Regions from separate parts of the Homo sapiens genome. Here region 1 is linked to region 2. The links are chromatin contacts, found by Hi-C in ENCODE. All regions are on one chromosome and are shown on one strand. Each heading gives the region's core, a stretch centred on a gene start or an enhancer-like site at or near the end of the contact. The rest is flanking DNA. Distances are from core to core; before and after follow the strand shown. Region 1 holds the start of FOXCUT (FOXC1 upstream transcript). Region 2 overlaps LOC102723944 (a long non-coding RNA gene).

The links. Hi-C counts contacts between places; a loop is a spot of excess contacts on that map. Pooled maps may share reads with other maps.
Region 1: a pooled map shows a loop between it and region 2 (2.2-fold over the local background). The contact joins the promoter of FOXCUT here to the enhancer-like site in region 2. A Hi-C loop is called at or near these places in 1 of 50 pooled maps.

Annotation. Positions count from the first base shown.
Region 1 is chr6:1,604,214-1,607,587 of GRCh38, forward strand. It overlaps FOXCUT (FOXC1 upstream transcript), which reads left to right and starts at 1,318. Exons shown (of 2, transcript NR_125804.1): 1 at 1,318-1,586; 2 at 1,803-3,145. RefSeq lists silencers at 37-456, 507-576 and enhancers at 1,878-2,378, 2,379-2,879, 3,237-3,374.
Region 2 is chr6:1,479,187-1,482,876 of GRCh38, forward strand. The region is part of intron 3 of LOC102723944 (a long non-coding RNA gene); the gene reads right to left. Among named protein-coding and RNA genes, the nearest start is that of MIR6720, 91 kb to the left of the region's middle. Within about 2 kb of position 2,270, at least 6 of the 41 ENCODE cell types and tissues checked have a DNase peak (open chromatin) inside an H3K27ac peak, as active enhancers do.

The sequences.
Region 1 (3,374 bases), core at 68-2,567, 120 kb after region 2:
CTGAAAGCCCCAGTCTCGGGTCACCTCCCTCCACTCCAGGAACAAAAGCGTCCGTGGTCTGTGCCTGGAAGTCTGAGAGGGTCTCCCCGATGGGGCTGTTCCCGCCCGGACCCTGAGGGATGAGAGTTGCAGCCTAGAAAACCAGGTGCCAGGCCCTGCGGGGTCCCACGCGGGCGGCGCGGTCTTCCCCAGGCCTCCTTCTCTGGAGACCCGGTTCCCAGGGGACGCTGTGCGGGGACAGGCGGAGCCGGCCCTTGGAGCCCGGCGCGGGCAGAGGCGCCGCGGAGACAACGCCTCCGACGGCAGGGGGCGCTCGTAGCACGCGCAGTGCGCGGTGCGGGCGCCCAGGACGGCTGCCTGGCCCCGGGTTCCCGAGGCGCGGGACCTGCCGGGGTGAGGTGCCCCCAGCCTGAGAGCCCCAGCCTGGGTCGGCCAAGGGGCCTCCGGGCTTCCACATCGTCCCTTTTTCTGCTGACGCTCGCGGGGAAGCGGCGGGAAGCCTGTGAGGGGCGGCCTGGGAGCAGACGGACCACCAGGTCACCGGCGCGCGCTGCCAGGCGCCGACCCACTCGCGAGGACCAGCGGTTCCCGGAGGCGTCGGCCCTCAGGTCCTCGGGGGAGGCCGGCTGCACCGAGCCGGGTGTCGGCCTTGTCCCTGTCCTGAGAGGTGCAAACACCGGCCCCGGCCCAGGCCCCCGGGGCTCCTGCCCAGAAGGCTCAGAGCTGGGGGCCGACCGCGCCTTACCCGCAGGAGGCCCGGCGGTGCGTCCGCGTTGGTGCCACTCCCCGGCCGGGGTGAGGGACGTCGGAAGGAAGGTCCCAGGGCGCAGGGTTCCGCGAAGGGAGCACTCGGAAGGAAGGCTGGCTGCGGCCCCGGCGCCTGGGTCCGCTGCGGCGCCGGGCCGGAGACCTGGGAACAGCCAGCCACCTGCAAGGTTGCAGCCCACCTCACCCCGCCGGCGGCTCCGGGGCTGTCTGTGGGTCTGTCTCACGGGGCAAAGCCTTTCTTCCCACACCCACAGCCAAGGCGCGTCCGTGCAGGGGCACACGCCTTCTGCTCCAGCCCCAGGAAGGCGCTTTCGCCCTGCAGTCCTCCGACGGCCGGCTCCCGCCGCACCGCGCACCCTGGCTCCGGCAGACTCTGGGGCCTGGGGACTCGCCCACCCTGCGCGGCGCGCCCCCCACATGAGCCGAGGTTGGGAGGCTGCGGGGCCTCTGTCCTCCCAGGCCGTGGAGTGCGGCGGCCGCTCTGAGTCCGCTGGGGACCTGGATGGAGAGAAACTGGGGCTCGTTCGCGCACACATGCACCATTTGTTCTTTCCGATCATCTATCCCTTTACGAATTTTATTTTTATTCCGGATTGTTAATGCAAGACGACAGTTTGAATCTCCATTTACCTCTGCCTGAACACAAGAAGCCCTGAGTCTTTTGAAGCCGGGCACCAAAGTTAAAGATTCACTTCCCGCATTCCCCATGGCCCCCTCTTGCAGCTTAGCTCGGCTCTGAGCCCCCGAAACGCCCTTCGAGGCGGGGGCTTTCCTGCCAAGGGGCGATAGGTGGGCCATCCCGAGGCGGGAACGATCAGGTAGGTGTTGGCTGGCTTTCTCCTGGGTGAGTAGTTAGGGGAACCGCCCCTCCAGGGGACTTAGATGACATTAAATTATCCCATCACACAAACTTCCCGTGGAGGTCTGCCCCCAGGAGGGCAACTATCGGATTAATCCAACCATGTAGACAGGCAATATGGATCACTTTGTCTTTAAAACAATCGAAAACCAAACGCTCTTTTCGTTTATTGTAGAAATTTTTCTACTAAGGACGGGGCTGAATTGGAGGGACTGTGCTGACAAATCCTCTACTTGAAAATCCCCCAGCTAAGGAGTATCTGCCCAAGGTCGCGGCCACCCAGATGTTCGGTCCCCACTCCTTCCTCCGCTGAAAAGTCGCACCGATGACTAACGTTGCCTGCCGGCCTGGTGGTTTGAAAACGAATGCCGGGCATTGATGCAAGGATATCCTCCCCTACCCCTGGGATTCTGGTCTAAGCAAAGGAGGCCGAATGGAGAACTAAGACAATTATCTAAGTAATCTAAAAAGCTCAAAGACATCCCCAAGCGGACCTTGCTCCAGTGGTCTGTGATGGCAGCCTAGTGGACAGTTTTCTAGTGGCCCTCTGGGGTTAATTGCCTTAATCTTCCACTCTGTCTGCCCCAGCAAAGGGAAAGATGCTAAAGCAGCTGTGGACTTGCAGCCTCCCTCCTGTGTGTGCAGAGCCCCCAGGAATCACTGCCCCAGTGCAGCAGGAGAAGCGCCTTCCCTCATGCCCTAAGCCTGCCTTTTCTGTTGTCCCCCAGCTCCTGGGCCAGGTGGAGCCCCCCCTGAAGCTGGTTTCTACCTGCCCTCGCCTCCCCACTGCAGCCCACAGTTCGGCTTTCAGGGCTGAACCCAGAGCCCAGAGGATGGAGAAGCCAGAAAGCGGGGAGGTAAGGGAGAGGGCGTCTAGGCACACCACAGAGGTGATTGGGCTGTGACGGGGACAATCCGCACAACACGAGCTAAGCTCACACCCCTAGGGAGTGATTTTTCCGGACTGCCCCCATCCCAATCTCCACCTCCTCTGCTTTACTTGAAAAAGAAAAAGAAAAAAGAGAGCTCCTTCTGGCTCCTGGTGACCCATATTTAGGACACCATCCCATCCCCCAGCACACACATTCCTACAGTGTCACCTGGTCCCCAATCCGAGCATTTCCTGGAGTGCTCGCCACATTCCCCTTCCTGGTGCTTTTCTATGGTGGGGCCAGGGGAGGCCTTGTTTTGAACATCGCTGTGACGTCACTCCCCCTCCTCCGAGCTAAGCACCCCTCGGTGGGCCCTGGGAATTGTTGCCCGGCCTGCTGGGGAGGGGCGGAGTGTGGGCCCAGGGAGGGTTCCACCAAACATCCATTACCGCTGTCGCCTGCGGGGCCTTCAGGCTGCAAGTACGTGAGGTGTCAGAAAAGAAGCCGAAGGGTTCCCGTGGGGGCTCTTCTGCCAAATGAGTCAAGAGATGTGCGGAAGCGGATGATTGAAGTACCCCGTGGAGTAGCAGAAAGGGGCATCAAAAACTGTAACCTGAAAATAAAAGCTTTAACCTGTTCCCCAAAAGACTTCATGCCTGCGTCTTAATGTTCAAATAACACCACTAACAACAAAAATGAAATAAGAAAAGTGCTTGAAATACAATCAAGCCGCTTACTGGAGGCTTGCTTCCGAGTAAGTTTATAAAACACAAATGCAAATATCTTTTCCTGGCGAATATCCAGAGCTAAACCAGTGGAAAGTTGATCTTGATAAAACTACGTCCCTCCATTTTTTCTCGCACGCCAGACACTAA
Region 2 (3,690 bases), core at 1,020-3,519:
AAGAAGATAAATGGCACTATCACATAAAAGACTGTTTTCCAGGAGTTACGTGTCACTTTCCCCTGCAAAGGAGCAGGCGTGGTCTTTTGGGAGAATGTTTGACATCAAACACATCTGTTTGAAGTTATTTTGAACACAGAGGTTCCAAACCCTAAGTAAAATGGAAAAACTATTTTGTGTGGTTTTCAAAGCAAGTAAAGTGGCCAAAAGCACTTATGTTTCTTAAGCCCCAGAACAACCACTAGGGCCCTCAATCTTTCATTGAGTCTTTTCCAAATCAGTTACTTCTGGAATTTGGTCTCTTTAGTCTTCCTCAGCTTTTCTCTCGGTGTAGTTGGAGGTCTATAAAGTCATCCCAAACCTCTGCACCCAACTAAACTTATTGGTAAGTCCATGCCTCCTAATTTGTTTTTTAAGTTGCATTTTAGGCCTTTAGGCTCAAAGAAAAAATACCTGGAAAGCAGGTAAGTCTCAGAAATTCATTAAGCAGCCTAAAAAAAAGCAATTCAAATGAGCTTCATTTCTGAGCTGAGGTTGTCATTAACCAATGTTAATTCTTAAAAAAAATATAAATTCCAATAGTTCAGAGTGTATGTTTATTGAAGTTCAAGGATCAAATGCTTAAAAGAGACTTTGAACTACAACTGGTTATCCTGTTCCATTTTTAGGAAAGACAAAAAAAAAAAACAAAAAACAGAAGAAAATTAGCTAATGTTGGGGATTTTGTGAAAGGAATTTGCAAGAAAATAAAAAAAGAATCTTTCAGGGACTTTTCTGAAGTCTGTACATGATAAGCCCAATCCCTTGTGCCTTCTGTTCCTCCCTTATCGGTGCTTTAACAAGAGAGCTGCTGCTCCAAACAGGAATCACTGAGGTCTCACAAAACCTTCAACTGCGAAAAGCAATGTCTATTACTATGTAGCAAATCCATCTTCACTCATTCATTTAATAAATGACTATTGAACGCCTACTGTGTTCTAGGGCTAGGGTTGGGATAGAATGGCCCTTTTCTTCATGGGGCTGGGTCCCAGGGAGGTTCTGGTAGGCTCTTTCTTCTGCCTTGAGGTCGGTCCTGAGCTGCTTACTGGGCAGCTCCACCTGGTACTGCAAACTCAGCCTGCTGAAAGCTGGAATCATTACCTCCTACATGTGCCTCTGCCTTTGTCTTGGATGTAACAGGAACTCATTAGAAGTAGCTTCAGAAAAATATGGGCTACCACAAGGATACAGAGGGAGCCCCGCAGAACCCAAGGACAAGAAGTATAGTCACGCCCCATAAGGGATGAGAAGCAGGAAATGGAAATCCTCTACAACCAGGGCAGTCAGCTCTCCCACACCAATCTCTGGCATCCCATAGTTTTTGTCCCTGCTTCTCTTTATTTCTCTGTGGCCCAGTCTCTCTCTCTCTGTGTCTGTACTAGTTTGCCAGGGCGGCCATAGCAAAATACCACAGGCTAGGGGGCTTATATTTTTTCATAGTCCTGGAGGCTGGAAGTCCAAGATCAAGGTGTGGGCAGGGGTGAATTCTCTGAGGCCTCCCTCCTTGGCTTACAGATGGCCACCTCCTTGCTGTGTCCTCATATGCCATGTCCATCTCTGGTATATCTCTGGTATGTCCCTTCTTTTTTTTTTTTTTTTTTTTTTTTTTTTGAGACAGGGTCTCACTCTGTCACCCAGGCTGAAGTGCCATGGTGCAATCTCAGCTCACTGCAACCTCTGCCTCCTGGGCCCAGGTGATCCTCCCACCTCAGCCTCCCAAGTAGCTGGGACCACAGGCATGCACCACCACACCCAGCTGATTTTTTTCTATTTTTTTGTAGAGATGGGATTTCACCACATTGCCCAGGCTGGTCTCAAACTTCTGGACTCAAGCAATCCTCCTGCCTCAGCCTCCCAAAATCCTGGGATTACAGGAGTGAGCCACCTCACCCGGCCAGTATCTCTCTTCCTTTAGACACACAGCTCTGTTAGGTCAAGGCCCCACCCTTATGACTGGGTTCAACTTTAATTATCTCTTTAAAGACCCTATCTCCACATACAGACACATTGGAGATTAAGACTTCTACATGCGAATTTGAGTGAAACAAAATTCAGTCCCTAATCGTGTCTCAGTTTGTCTCTGACTCTCTCTGTGTGTCTGTCTGTCTCTCTCTGGGCCATTTTTCTGTGCTTCTCAATGCAGAGGGCAAAAGACAGCTTCTACTCAGTTCCCAAAATTTGTGTCCTCCCAGTTCAAGCTCTGACTAAGACTTAGTGACTCCAGTTTCAATTCCAAATTCTTAGGAGAGTAATCATACTGGCATAGTCCAGCCCTGGAGCTATGGAGCACTGCTCAGCTATGTGACCTTAATCAGAAGGGTCACAGCCTGGTACAAACACAGCCACAGGGGTCTATCCACATGGCTAGGGCATGAGAGTGCTGAGGAGTGGCTTTATAGAAAAACCACCCAAATTCTTTGATACAGAAGAGCTTTGGAAACATCACAGCAGCCTACCTTCCCAGCCTCCCTCTGCATTCCCTGACCTGATGCTAATCTTCTGGCCACTCTGAGAAAAGTCACATGCTCCCATCACTCCTAACATGGTCCCACTCACCCATCTTCTGAGCCCCTGGTGAGCACAGAGAATGTGAGAAGCTGAGCCAAATCAAAGTCCTTTAGCAAGGATTGAAAGGAGGACCAGCTTTTGTGCAGGACCCAACAATGTCTGTGACTCTGTGTGATATACCATTAAATATTACTGCAGCCTGAAACTGCTCAGAAATGTTATCTTTAAATCATTTTACGCAATTGCATGGATTGGTGTGCGACAAGGCCTTGAAAAGCTGATGTGTGCATTAATAGGAGTTTTCATCAGGTGGATGTTAGAAGTTGGGGAGGGGTATTCCAGGCCCATGGGACAGTACGTGCAAAGGTACAGAGACTTAAAACAGAAAAGCACATTCAAGGAAAATTTCAAACACTATAAGTAAACATGCATGCCTGGGGTAAAGAATTCAAGTGGAGAGCAGAGGTGGAAGCGGCCAGAGACGTAGGCAGGGCTAAATCCCAAAAGCCTTTGGGCACTCTCCTAAGCAATTGAGACTTCATCCTCTGGGCATAAGAGTGTCATGTAGGATGAGCATTTTAGAAAAATGACACTGGTTGTGCTGTGGAAGAGAAGCATGTCTGGAGGCTGGACGATGAGTGAGGAAGGTCGGAGGTAAGAGGATGAGGAATGCAGGTAGAGGAACAGACAGATTTGAGGGCTGTCTAGTAGATGGAAGTGACAGAACTTGATGCTGGCTGAAACAGAATGACCTGTAGCTGTCTGACATGGGAAGCAGATGTTTTTACAAAAGGAGAAGTGAGATTTTGTTTTAACCTATTTTTATTCTAATAAATTGGACTAAAAGCACTGGTTTGAGCCTGTGCTCCAGTGAAAGATTTCATCATGACTGGTAGAGTTGGCCTTAACATCACTGGACTCGACACAAAACTCTTGAAAAAACTGTGAAGTTTAACTCTCAATGTCGCCAATGTCACCTTCCTGTTTTGTGCTATTCTTACCGTGAGGAGGCACCTATACAATCAGCCAATTACTATTTTTTGAGCATTTACTGTGTTCCCACATCTTACAGTATGGCACTTAACACACAAAATGAAGTCTCTCGGGTTGGGAATTGTGGTAGAACATCTGCAAAGACGGTAG